Linked DNA regions of Homo sapiens: regions 1, 3 and 4 are each linked to region 2. Evidence: chromatin contacts called from ENCODE Hi-C data. All regions are on one chromosome and are shown on one strand. The core of a region is the stretch at or near the end of the contact, and the rest is flanking DNA. Distances in the headings are between cores, read along the strand shown.

The links. A loop is a pair of places that touch in the nucleus more often than their neighbours do. Pooled maps may share reads with other maps.
Region 1: a pooled map shows a loop between it and region 2 (10-fold over the local background). The contact joins the promoter of CLASP1-AS1 here to the promoter of INSIG2 in region 2. A Hi-C loop is called at or near these places in 6 of 50 pooled maps.
Region 3: a map of B cell shows a loop between it and region 2 (19-fold over the local background). The contact joins the promoter of TSN here to the promoter of INSIG2 in region 2. A Hi-C loop is called at or near these places in 1 of 168 maps with a recorded cell type or tissue (B cell), 2 of 37 single-sample maps with no recorded cell type and 6 of 50 pooled maps.
Region 4: a loop to region 2 is called in a map of CD4-positive, alpha-beta T cell, with 7 times the contacts of the local background. The contact joins the promoter of CLASP1 here to the promoter of INSIG2 in region 2. A Hi-C loop is called at or near these places in 1 of 168 maps with a recorded cell type or tissue (CD4-positive, alpha-beta T cell), 1 of 37 single-sample maps with no recorded cell type and 7 of 50 pooled maps.

Annotation. Positions count from the first base shown.
Region 1 is chr2:121,528,482-121,531,636 of GRCh38, forward strand. CLASP1-AS1 (CLASP1 antisense RNA 1) reads left to right here and starts at 1,687. Exons shown (of 2, transcript XR_001739683.2): 1 at 1,687-2,294. It overlaps CLASP1 (cytoplasmic linker associated protein 1), which reads right to left. Exons shown (of 41, transcript NM_001395891.1): 3 at 1,766-1,844; 4 at 196-299. It overlaps RNU4ATAC (RNA, U4atac small nuclear), which reads left to right and starts at 2,399; the gene lies at 2,399-2,528. RefSeq lists a silencer at 1,557-1,756 and an enhancer at 1,947-2,076.
Region 2 is chr2:118,086,840-118,090,062 of GRCh38, forward strand. INSIG2 (insulin induced gene 2) reads left to right here and starts at 1,632. Exons shown (of 6, transcript NM_016133.4): 1 at 1,632-1,702. It overlaps LOC107985940 (a long non-coding RNA gene), which reads right to left and starts at 1,592. Exons shown (of 3, transcript XR_001739662.3): 1 at 1,412-1,592. RefSeq lists enhancers at 1,337-1,386, 1,397-1,586.
Region 3 is chr2:121,754,389-121,757,774 of GRCh38, forward strand. It overlaps TSN (translin), which reads left to right and starts at 1,263. Exons shown (of 6, transcript NM_004622.3): 1 at 1,263-1,457; 2 at 2,852-2,945. The coding sequence starts at 1,392. RefSeq lists an enhancer at 1,128-1,317.
Region 4 is chr2:121,647,954-121,651,191 of GRCh38, forward strand. CLASP1 (cytoplasmic linker associated protein 1) reads right to left here and starts at 1,509. Exons shown (of 41, transcript NM_001395891.1): 1 at 1,419-1,509. It overlaps NIFK-AS1 (NIFK antisense RNA 1), which reads left to right and starts at 1,701. Exons shown (of 4, transcript NR_037857.1): 1 at 1,701-2,428; 2 at 2,515-2,729. RefSeq lists enhancers at 463-1,091, 1,092-1,718, 1,750-2,019.

The sequences.
Region 1 (3,155 bases), core at 437-2,936, 3.4 Mb after region 2:
CTCATCTCATAGTTTTGTGACTTATTTAAATATCTTGCATGGGGAAACAGATTGAATGCTGTGAAAATTTTTATCTGTAATACATCAGCTTAAGTCTATGGAGTCACACCATTTGTGCAAGTACACACACACACCCTCGCACGTGCATGCACGCGCACTGGCCAGCTGACCTCAAAACACATCTCTTGCCCCTACCTGGGGATTAGCAGCTTGATCCATGATCTTTAGCAGCAGAGTTTGGTCCTGCTCCCTCACAGAGTCTTTAGCATCTCCTAGTCTGTCTATTAGACTTGGCAGCACTGAAAATCAAAATGGAAACTGATCAAATGAAACCCTATTTGGGGGTCTGTGGTCACCAAGTATTCCTATCTCAATTATGTGGGAAGACAAACCCCTGACCTAAATGATGTATCTCATTCTAAAACCACTCATCTTTGCTCACAGCTCTACTCTCCTTGCTGAAGTCCATGAAAGTCACCAAAAGAGTCTGCAAAATCCTTTGCATGGACAGATACACTATTTGTCTTCCTCCTTACCCCACGTTCCTCCAGCCAGTTCCCAACGTATTTGTAAGCTGATAAAAATGGAAGACCTTGAGAGGAAGAGTCAACAGAAAGGAAAATTTAGGTAAAACACAAGGAGAGGGGCTCCAGTATATGTGTTTGGGGGTGGAAGGAGTGGGCACTTATGAATAAATCTTAAGTTTCATCACTATTGTGTATTTTTAGTTTTACATCACGCCCATACACACATGAGACAGAGCCCAGCTCTCCATCTTCCCCGACATACCCAGGGTGGACCCTCCCACCAGTGGTCCAAGTGCACCTGTAGACCAGAGATCAGCTTATTTTAAGAGTTTGTAAACCTCTATTACATGAGATATCCCTGAATAATTCAGCTAATTTAGGAGGAAAATGGAACACTATTAAAATATCAAATGTCTAAAAGTAAAAGCTTTTTTTAAATTTGTAAACAGTCGGTGCTCATGACCTTTTCAGAAGGAGCATATTGGTCGGAAAGTTAACAGTAAAGAATACATGTGTACCAACGTAAAACAGAGAAATTCCATAAGGAAATGGTTGCATAGAGATGCTTAGTGTTTATACTACCCCCATGAAACACCGGAGGTCAGGAATTTAGAGGTATTTAAATCTATGAAATCTGTGGGTTTTGTTTCATTTTGCTGACATACTGTTTTCCCTTCAAAATAAGAGTGAACATTTACTATACATTTGTAATGACATTTACAATCAAGGTGAAAATAGTCATGCCAACCATAATCATCTGGAGAAAAATACAACTGGCTTGGTTTTATAGGATTTCTCAAGGAAAACTGCCTCTCATTAAAGGGGACCGGGGTCAGGGTAAAATATGACTTGGTTGGCACTAAAGAGTGACAGCTAATTTAGCATAAGAAATAAAAATGGCACTAATATTTCATATTAGAACACGTATTACTAAGTTCCGTGTGAGAACACAGTGAAGCCAGTACAAAGGTATGGGGGAGGGTAAGGGCGCCCGCAGGCCCAGAGGCCAGGGGAGTCCAGCTGGAAGGGAAGGCAGCGGGGCGGCCGACCCAGGCTGCGAGTGCTTAGGGGGGCTGCGGGGGAGGGCGGGGACTGGCTGTTTGGGAGGAGCGGAAGGGAGGGAGAGGGGGCTGGAGGGGAGGCAGGGTGGCTGCCGGGAGGGTTTGGGAGCCGGGGAGGCCGAGGGAAGGCTGGGGGTCTGAAGGGGCCGGGTCCGCTCCACAAGTGCCGCAGCTCACCTGTGCCGATCTGCGCCTTGAACCGATCCTGCAGCCGGGTCACCAGGGCGGACAGGATGTCCATGCCCAGCAGAACCACCTGCAGCGGGAAACACCGGGAGCCTGTTAGCAGCCGGCCTGCGGGGCAGCGCTCCCGCCCACCCGCTCCGGGGAGGCCTAGACATTTCCGGCCCAGACGCAGTCCGAGAGTCCAGACGCATGCCGACTGGAGGACCAAAGAGATTAGCACGAAGAAGGATGATCTTCCACAAAAAGAGCTATGTACAGCTATAATGGAAAATACTCGGTGAGGAGAAACGAAATAAAAGGCAATACAGCGTAGCCAAACCCGGGTTAGCTGCGGGTGGAGTTCAAGAGCGCGCCGCGGTCCCGCCCCCGCCAGCCCCGCCCCGGCGAGAAAAGCGTATGCAAATTTTCGAGCGGCCGACGCGCGGTCTTCTGGGTAAAACCGAGCCGCCGCTTTTGCGACCCTTCGGGAGCCTCAGAAAACAAAGAATTGGGGTGTCGTCGAAAGCTGTGGAGGCTGGAGGTAAGCTAGCTACCAGACCGACTAGGGCGAGGCTCACGAATTAATTACCACAACCCTACCAGGTATTGGCGCTTCCTGCTTGCAGCCCAGGGACTTTCTATTATAACCATCCTTTTCTTGGGGTTGCGCTACTGTCCAATGAGCGCATAGTGAGGGCAGTACTGCTAACGCCTGAACAACACACCCGCATCAACTAGAGCTTTTGCTTTATTTTGGTGCAATTTTTGGAAAAATGAAAACCTGTTTTCATAGACTTATCAGTTCAAACAGCAGTAATTCGTAAATAAACTAGTACTTTGTGGTTAAACCAGTAGAGGGTGCACAAGACGCGTGGTTTTAGTGTCGCAAGTAAAGTTCTTTCAGTTTTTGCGGTGATTAAACGGGAAGGATTTCAACAGAACTTCACCCCTTTAACTTTACGCCGATCATCAACTGTTCTGTAACTTCCTTATGCTGAGTCAGCCCAGTAGTCTAGGTCAAGTTTCAATAGGAGACGAAGTTTCAGTAGGTCTTTGCACCTCACATAAAATGTAATCCAGGTCGGGCGCGGTGGCTCACGCCTGCAATCCCAGCACTTTGGGAGGCCGAGGGGGGCGGATCACGAGGTCAGGAGATCGAGACCATCCTGGCTAACACAGTGAAACTCCGTCTCTCCTAAAAATACAAAAAATTAGCCGGGCGAGGTGGCCGGCGCCTGTAGTCCCAGCTGCTCGGGAGGCTGAGGCAGGAGAATGGCGTGAATCCGGGGGGGTGGAGCCTGCAGTGAGCAGAGATCGCGCCACTGCACTCCAGCCTGGGCGACAGCGAGACTCCATCTCAAAAAAAAAAAAAAAATAGTAATCCCAGCACTTGGGGAGGCCG
Region 2 (3,223 bases), core at 382-2,881:
TTTTCAAATTATTGTCTCTTTTCTGAATGCTTTCTCTATTCTTTTAAAAATCATCGTCCATTCTGTATAATTGGCCCAGATCTTTCTTACTGGTAGTGTAAAAACTTACAGGAGTGAAATTTGAAAGCTACAGAAAACATTAGAGAAAACACTAAGATATAGGAAATGTTAGAGAAGCATCATGCAAATACTTGCCTAGAAACATTTTGTTGGAATTCAGATTCTTTTTCAATTTTCAGAAGTAAATGTAGATAAAAAGGTCAAAAAACAAAAATCCATCTTATCGTTTATCAGTTCAAAGTAAATGAAAGGAGTTTACCATCTGACAGTCCTTTGGAAAACTATTATGCAATTACTCTCGGCCCAGATTTCATCTAGAACATTCAAGTCCATTGTAATCTTACCACATCCATACACGTTTTGGGTTAAGCCACCTCCAAATGGAATAGCTCAATAACTAATACACTCAAGAGAGATTATTTTTTCTCTCTTTTTAAAAAGAGTTGCTTAAAAAAAACAAATTCAGGGGGCAGCTCACGCCTGTAATCCCAGCACTTTGGGAGGATGAGGCGGGCGAATCACGAGGTCAGGAGTTTGAGACCAGCCTGGCCAATATGATGAAACTCCATCTCTACTAAAAATACAAAAAGTAGGCAGACATGGTGGCATGTACCTGTAGTCCCAGCTACTGGGGAGGCTGAGGCAGAAGAATCACTTGAACCCGGGAGGCAGAGGTTGCAGTGAGCCGAGATCATGCCAGTGCACTCCAGCCTGGGTGACAGAGAGAGACTCCGTCTCAAATAAATAAATAAATAAAAATAAATAAAAATTCAGAATAGGGAAGCAACTCCTCCTTATGACGAGTACCTTTCGGCACTTATATGGGCTTGCTTTTGCATTGATGGCACCACTTTCATTCAAAAAAAAAAGTTCGCTTGCACAATCTGCAAAGATCTGTTTGGCTTGGTTTCATGTTCTAAAAGTATGGTTTTAGATTAAATGAAAAATAATACTTCTGAAAAATAAGCGGTTATAAGGTTTTTAAGTTTTCTTTATGTTGGTGTAAACTTATAAAGCCCTTCCTATGAAAACTGTCCCCCAAATCACATTACTTGGTCGTCCTCGAGGAACGATTTTGAATGAAAAGCACATAAAGTGCTGTAGCATGGAGACGAGAGACAAATAACTATGCCCTTCTCCCAAAATAAGTTATGACTTACTAGGGGAGGAAAAGGAGCAAAGAGTATAAAGCCCGGTCCTCTGCGGGAAGTACCCGGAGGCCTGCCCCGGAACGCGCTCCTTTCGGCTACGAGATGAGGGGCACGCAGACGGACGCGCCCCTCGGTGAGTGTGCGTGTATCAGTGCATGATTCCTTTACTCCGCCCACAGGGTCTGGGCATCCGTCATTACCTACGGCTGCCTGGTCAGCAAACAACAGCAGATCCGACAACCGCCAGTCACCTCGACGGTCCACGCCCACCGCTAGCCTCCAGTTTCCCGCAGACCGGAAGCCCTTTTGCCCCGGCTCGCAGGTCCACGTCTTATTGACAGCAGGAACCGGAAGCTCTTCTGCCCCGATCGCCTGCGCGCGGCCTCGTTGGCCGCACAGGCGCAGTGGAGCTCGGGCGGAGTTGTGGGAGTGGAGGAGGAAGAGGCGGTAGGGGGTACGGGGGCTGGTCCCAGAAGATGGCGGAGGCGGGGGTGAGTTGGGGGTCTCCCGGCGAAGCGCGGGTGACGTGGTGCTGAGGAAAGCGGCCTGAGGAGGAGGGTGGCCCTTGGGAAGAAGAACTACTTGTGTTTTTGCAGCCTGGGAACCCTGGTGGCAGGTGCGGGGAGCCAGGACCACTGATGGGCCTGCAGGGCAAGGGGCTCCGCTTACCTGAGAGGGGTCCGCAAGGTCCAGAAGGGGACTGCGGGATCGGGGAGGGGGTATAGGAGGGGTCGAGGCTCCCCGGACAGTGGATGAGTGTCTGAGCGGGAAGAAGGCTGGAGGACGGCGAGAAGGGCGACCCAATGGTCTGATGAGGTGGAGGTCAGCGAGCTGTCAAGCATAGAGCTGCCAGGACTTGGGGGCTTGTAGCCTGGGAGAGAAGACTCAGACTTGGGCGGGGATTGGATCCAAAGAAGACAGGTTGTCGTAGTAAGTTTATAATCCACTAAGGAGATAGGGCATTGGGTTGAGGAGTAATACTCTGGCATTTTTGACTGGAATTGGTTACCTATGGAATAGGTGTTTCGGTAAAGCCAAATAATTCTTGCCAGGGCCTAGAAGTGGATTTGATGATAATTACTAGATTTTAGGGTTGCTTAGTGGGGATTGGCAATATGGAGAAGGAAAGCAGTGTGGATTATGGGAGTGGGCGCGGGCAATGGCGCTAACACTTAAGTGATAATGACCCATGTCCAGTTAACGTTGGAAAAAGTTGTTAAAGTATGATATTAGCTAGATGCTCTAGGAAAATATACCATGAAGAACTTGCTGTTTTGTAGGATTGATGAAGAAATGCTTTAAAAAGGAATGGTTAGGCTTGGCAGCTGGGCCACTGAAACTGTTTGGTATCAGTATTGCGGTGGAGCTGAGGACTGCAGGGGAATGCGTGCTCCCGTCCTGGTGCAGAAAAAATAAAAGCAGCCAGACAGTAGCTAGATGGTGTTTTGTAACTTTTGGGTTTGGCCCTGATAGTGAACCACTGAATGAAGATGGATGAAGGGAATGCTACTAATGGGGGCCCCAAAGAAAACAAAAATCAGACGTGTGCTCTTCCTGTTTTCTGTCTTTCATTCTTTCCCTGTACTTTGTGCTCAGTACTGTGTTTTGTCATTGTGTTATGTCGTAGTTCTCAGTTCACATCTGCTGTACAGTGACCAAGCTGTGAATCATGTCCACTCGGGAAAGAGGTTGATTCTGTTTAACTGACAACTGTTGCTTTTGCAGATGGTCACACGGAAAAGGAAAGAATAAAATGCAGTTCAGTAGTTTAAAGAGTTTTCTTTGTTCTCAGAAACTTATCTCGAAACGATGGAGTAACTTTTTTAGGCACTGAGATGTGACATTTAAAACCTGTAAGGGGCTGTAAATGCAGCTAACTTACTGGTTTCTATGTTTGGGTTTTAATGTTGAGAGGAAAGAGTTGCAGTGTTTATAAGGCAAATATTGCTTTTCTTCCTAGAAATTTTTAACGTCTCTAGCCCATGATACATGTAGATGTGTTTTTATTTAGG
Region 3 (3,386 bases), core at 13-2,512, 3.7 Mb after region 2:
GATTCTTTAGGACAGACGAATGGGTTTTGGGAGAACAAACACGAGATAAGAAAGGGTTTTTTATTTTTTTTGAGACGGAGTCTGTTGCCCAGGCTATAGTGCAGTGGTGTGATCTCGGCTAACTGCAACCTGTGCCTCCCGGGTTCAAGCGATTCTTCTGCCTCAGTCTCCCGAGTTGCCGGGATTACAGGCGCGCGCCACCACGCCCGGCTAGTTTTTGTATCTTTAGTAGAGACGGAGTTTCACCATGTTGGTCAGGCTGGTCTCGAACTCCTGACTTTGTGATCTGCCCGCCTTGGCCTCCCAAAGTGTTGGGATTACAGGTGTGAGCCACTGCGCCCGGCCGATAGTTTTTTAAAAATGTAGGTGCTAGTGGTCTTACTGTCTTCTTCATGGACATGAAATTATTCTCATATAATGAGAATTAAATATGATCCTTCATGTAAAGAGTTTAGAATAATGTCAGAAACAAAGCAAGCAATAAATTATCATTTAGTTGATAAGAATCATTCCAATTCATCTGGCGAGTGCAACACACACACACACTGTATTTGTGTATGGAATAACTGTTCAAGAACACACACACAGTATGTGTGTATGAAATAACTCTTCAAGAACAAAGGGGAAACCGTTATAGGGCATGAAAGGGGAAACCGTTATAGGGCATGGAAGGGGAATTAGGACAAGGTGTGAGTGGAAAGAGAAACATCCCACCGCACACGCTTAAAAAAGCCGTTTAATTTAAAAATAGGTAATACAGCCATACAGAGAAGACATTAAAAGATCTACACAGAAAATTTTCGCTCCCAATCCATTCCCTACTCACAGTCCTACATACGTTACTTTTATTTTCCTTTTTTTTGGAAATGCACTGGCCCCCTACTCTCTCACGAAGGCTGAACTCTCTCTACATTCTTCTGCACCTGTTTTTTGTGCATACTCTTTCGTTGTCAAATATTTCCCTCCAACTGTTGTTGTGTATGAAATAAATACACACATATAAGCTAACCAGCCCCACTTGCCCGCACCACCTACACGCCCGTCCCCGCCCTCCCTCAGGCCCACGTGCTCCGAGGGCCGCCTTCGCAGGTTGTTTCTGGCGATGCCTGTCTGAAGGCCTCAGACTGAGGCCCCGCCCACTCTCCCTCTCCTCTGCCCTTTGGACGCGCGCCTCGGTTCCGAACGCAGCGGACGGCGCCTCAGGCAGCGCGGCGGACAGCCCGTCCTCCGGCGCGCCGCGAGCCTCGGAGGACCCTAGCGACGGTCGTGGCGTAAGACCGGGGGGACGCGGCGGTAGCGGCGGCCGTTGCGATTGATTGCGCTGGTTGCCTGCGGCGTCCACTTCCTTGGCCGCCCTTGCTACACTGGCTGATTGTTGTGCAGCCGGCGCCATGTCTGTGAGCGAGATCTTCGTGGAGCTGCAGGGCTTTTTGGCTGCCGAGCAGGACATCCGAGAGGCGAGCCCCCTCCCTTCCCCATTCCCTTTGCCTTTCCATGCCTAGTTGGGCCACTTCGCCCGGCCCTCCTCTGTCGCTCAGTCTCGGGCGGTGGGGACGCCTCCGAGGGTGGGTTGCTTCCCCTCTAGCTTTAGGTTAGGCACTCCCCGCCCCCGCCCAAAATTTTGCTGCTCTGTCCTGATTCCCCGTGTTCGAGTCTCAGCTTCTCAGCATCACTTGCCTCGTTTGTGTCAGTTTTCCTTCTTTTCAGCACTTGTTTATATCGAAGGCTCGATTAGCACCTGGTCTTCAGCGAATGAGCGTTTCGTGTATTTTTGTTGGTGTCTTAAAAGCACATGTGATCTGCTTAAAACTCTCCTGTGATTTCCTATGCCACACAGGATAAAAAATCAGACTCTACTGTGGCTCACATGGTTTCTCTTCAATCTCGTTTATGCTCTCTGTCTTTGTGTATGATGTTCACTTTACCTCTTCTAGTGCCCCAAATAGCTTCCTGCCTGTTTGCTTTTCCTGGAATTTGCTTCTTTCCCGTTCTTTTCCTGATTGTCTCGTATTTATCTCATTGGCGTCACAGTCTAAGCGATCTATTTCCTGTTATGTTTTCTAGTAGCACATTAACTTTTTTTAATGTGTGTAATATTGATTATTTTAAAAAAATCTTCTCCCTCATTGTATGTTAAACCGCCAGAGGGAAGGGATTGTGTGCTTGGTTCCCCGGTATTTACACAGTGCCTCGCACATAAGTATGCTCAGTGAATATTTTAAAAATGAATTAGAGGCGGGGAGCGGCGCCTCATGCCTGTAATTCCAGCATTTTGGGAGGCCGAGGCGGCCAGATCACCTGAGGTAAGGAGTTTGAGACCAGCCTGGCCAACATGGGGAAACCCTGTCTCTACTAAAAATATAAAAGAACATTAACTGGGCATGGTTGCGCACACCTGTAATCCCAGCTACTCGGGAGGCTGAAGCAGGAGAATGGCGTGAACCCGGGAGGCGGAGGTTGCGGTGAGCTGAGATCGCGCCACTGCACTCCAGCCTGGGTGACAGAGCGAGACTCCGTCTCAAAAAAAAAAAAAAAAAGAAAAAAGAATTAGAAATACCCGACTCTTGTGTTGCATTTAACTCTTCATTTTGCAAGTTGCGTTCACACACGTCATCCATTATAATGTCCCAATTGAATACTTGGGTTTAATGGGTGGCTATTATTCTTTAAAGGGTATCTGAGGAATCTAAGGCTTTTTAGTGACTTTTTGAAGTCTTACAGAGGAAATAAGTGGAAAAGTCAGGATTCAAACTTGGTTATGATAGATCACATAAGCTATCTAATGTGTTTTGTGTGAGTGTATGACAATGATTCTGTTGAGTATCTGATTTTTATTTTTAATTCTCTCTAGGAAATCAGAAAAGTTGTACAGAGTTTAGAACAAACAGCTCGAGAGATTTTAACTCTACTGCAAGGGGTCCATCAGGGTGCTGGGTTTCAGGACAGTAAGTTCTTTGTTTTGTATCCAATTATCAGTCTCTTATTTAGAGGGAGAGTTTCTATCCAGAAGACATTTTATAATGAAAAATGGCTATCATGCTTTATGGTGAGTAAAAATTGAAGAAGTAGGTGATTTGATAATTTTGGTTGATTTTTCTTCCACTTCCACACAGTATGGTTTAAACAGAGATGTTTTCTATTGCGAGGGCATTCTACTGATGATAATTACAATTGCTTAACCCATTTCCTGTTTAGAAAAAAAAAGTGCAGCTCTCTGCCAGCACAGTATTCTCAGGGTAAGCGGGAAAAGGGTTTATTATTATTTTTTTAATTTTTTTTTTTTCTGAGACGGAGTTTCACTCTTGTTGCCCAGGCTGGAGTGCAGTGGTGCCATCTCAGCTCACTGCAACCTCCGCCTCCTGGGTTCAAGCAATTCTCCTGCCTCA
Region 4 (3,238 bases), core at 259-2,758, 3.6 Mb after region 2:
TGAGATTTCAGTAACAACTGCTAAAAAGGTGTATTACACAATTTAACAAGATAACCAGATCATCAAAATTTAAATTTCTTAACAAATGTAAAAAATAAATAATATTCAATACTCTGAGGCACTGTGCTACTTTTTATCTATATGGTCGCAACATCAATGTTGCTATTCTCCCAATCCCTTGATGAGCAAACGGAGCCAATATCCAGGATCCCTCATATCGAGAGGTCAGTTACCGTCGTAAATAATCGTAGTAATAAAAACAATTTCTAATGCCAGAATTGAAAACGGACTGTGGCACCCAAATAGGGTCCAAGGTACATGGCGGCATGAAACTATTTCTCGCTTCTGACTCTTCTGCATCACGGTCTCCCAAAGGACTAGAGAATCTGAAGCTCTCATTGCCACATCTACAAATGAAAGTATCATGTTTAAAGAGCTCACAGGTTCTACGAATGGTCAGTATTTAATGAACGCACCCCACTACACAGAAACTCACCCAGCTGCAAACTCAGCTGCAAACTCACCACAGCGTGCTTTCAGACTCCACATTAATTTTTTTTAATTTTAGAAGCAAACAACTATTTTAAAAATATTATGTAATAATTTAAACTCTGGAAAGCCCCATACTCATCCCAGCAGCTCGGAAAACGGAAAGCAAAATTCGATTAGCTCCATTGTACCTAGCCAGGCTAACGTGCAAGATCACACACTCATCTTCGTCAGAGCGTCTCTGCCAATACCAAAGAACAACAAAGGCAAGTTGAGAAGTCTGCACAGGCTTAACTCAGCACTTGTTCGCTTTCCCAGCTTCAGAAAGAAGCTCTTCGAAGGCCCCGGGAACCAAGGGGACCTTGTGCATCCCATCAAGCCGGCCGCTCCGCTCGGCGCCGCTCGCGCAGCTTTTGTCTGGCCCGGTTGGGAGCCCAGGACGGGAGCCCGGGCCGCCCGCCTCCCGGCACCCCTTCTCTCTGGATCTTTCTTCACACCCATCACTCGCCAATGACTAGTTGTTGTGGGTTTCTCTCCCTCGCCCCCTCCCTTCCTTTCAAACGCGCCCCGGGCTCGCTGGCTTCTCCCACCCGGCAGGGGAGACTCGGGTTAGGAAGGGGGCCCGGGTGGGGTCTGGAAAAGGGAAACAGAGAGGGGCACACAAAGCCCGACTGACCCCAGGGCCGATCCCCTCCCTCTGCAAAGCAGCCTGGGCTCAGCGACCTACTGGTTGGATAAACAACCCTCGCATCCCGCTCCTCGCCAGGCTCCCACCTCAGGGCCGCCCCATCCCCCCAAAGTGCACCCAAGAGCCGATGACAGCGCTGGACATCGCCCCCACCCAGACCCGGCGCCCGCCACTGCGCGGGAGGGGCCAGGGCCGCGAGAGGGCTCGGGTCTGACCCTCCGCCCCCTGACCGGGTACTTACAGCCCTGTTTTTCGTTACTGTTGCCGCTGCGGACCAGAGAGCCGCCGCCTTCTCCTCCACCCCAATGAGGTTAAGCGCTTGGTGCGGGGATTAAAAAAAAAAAAAAAGAAAAAAAAAAAAAAGACCGAGAGAGCGAGAGAGACGCCGAGGGCGCCTGCGCAGTGCGGTCACCCTTTTTCTTCTTACCGCCACCAACCCGGGTACACCATAGAGAGCGTAAACCGAGACCAGAGAGGCGGCTGCCTCTCTATGGTAACGCCCCGCGCAGGCGCTGGCCTGGCCGTGTTAGGCTTCGCTGGCGTAAAGTCCCCGGGAGCTTTGCCCCTCACGGAGAACGTTAGTTGACCCTGATGGGGACCCGTAGGGTAAAGGTTTTGTTTTTGTTTTTTTTTACGGAAAAGGTTGTGGTTAGGCCCCTTGGAAAGTTGCGACAAAACTCGAGTTAGACAAGGAAGGTCGGAACTAAGTGGCCACAGCAACAATGCACCAGCAAGCAGGGAGCGTGATAGGAAGAGCTAAAGAGGAATCGGGAAACCCTGGGTAAAAGTCGTCCAAGTGGAACTTCCTTTGGTCGGGGGTCTGATACTCGAAGGAAACGGTCTTTCACTTCTGGGTTAGGGCGTCCGCCCAGAGGGCGACTGCAATGAAGGAAATTGTGCCCTGCGACTTCCCGTAACAGAGCTGTGTGTCCACGCTCCCTTTTCCGAGCAGGCGCGGACGCTTGTGCCGGAAGTAAACTTGTTAACGGTTCTTTGCCTTTTGGGGAGGGGAGACAGCCCAGAGAAGGCTTTGGAGACCCTTGAGTCGGCCAGCGAGCAGGGTTTCTTACTTGAGCGCCTCCACAAATAAACGCTCCTTCGCTCCTCCGTCGCGTGCGTTTCCCTGGGATAATAAGTGGGAAAGTGGTGGCTTTTATTTTTTTGAGACAGGGTCTCACCGCCGTCGCCCAGGCCGGATGGAGTGCAGTGGCGCGATCACGGCTCACTGCAGCCTCGACTTCCCAGGCTCAGGTGATCCTCCTGCCTTAGCCTCCCGAGTAGCTGGAATTACAGGCGTGCACCACCCCCCCCCAACTACTTTTTGTATTTTTTTGTAGAGATGGGTTTCACCATGTTTCCCAGCCTTGTCTCAAACTCCTGACCTCAAGTGATCCGCCGTCTTGGGTCTTCGAAAGTGCTGGGACAGCAGGAGTGAGCCACCGCATCTGGCCCGGAAAGTGTTTTGGAGCGTAGAAAAATGCAAATTATAGGGCTGCCTTCAAGGATCCCGAAGGACCCACAGATTTGCCGCATCAGGCTCCTATGCACGCCGGTAATTTGATGTGTTGAGATGCACTGCCCAGTGCGTTGTTTTTACTGGAGGAGCTTGTGTGCGGAGCTCCTTGCTAGTGTATGTGTTGGGATGGGAGAGAAGTGCGGGAGAACTATGAGATAATGCCCCCTGATCCTCAGGGTCTTAGGAGGTATGGTCGGAGAGGCTAAGCTAAAGTATGAAAGCCGTGTGTAGGCCCTTCTGTGTAGTGCAGAAAAGGTAGAGGTATGTGATTTGAAAGAGTAGGGATGACATGGAGGATGCGACTCCTGGTTGGATCTATAAACTAATGTCTTTGGAACGAAAGCACATGCAACCTTTTGAAAATGGATGGGTGATAATGAAAGACCATTCCAGAGAAGAAACACCATGGTGCAAAGGCTCAAGAGGCATACTGGAAGTACAATGAAGAGAGCAATCTAACTGAAATGGGAAAAAAAGAAACAAAGAGTAAAAAGTAAGATTTGATGAGAAAGATGGAATCGATTTTTAAATTTTTTTATCTACAC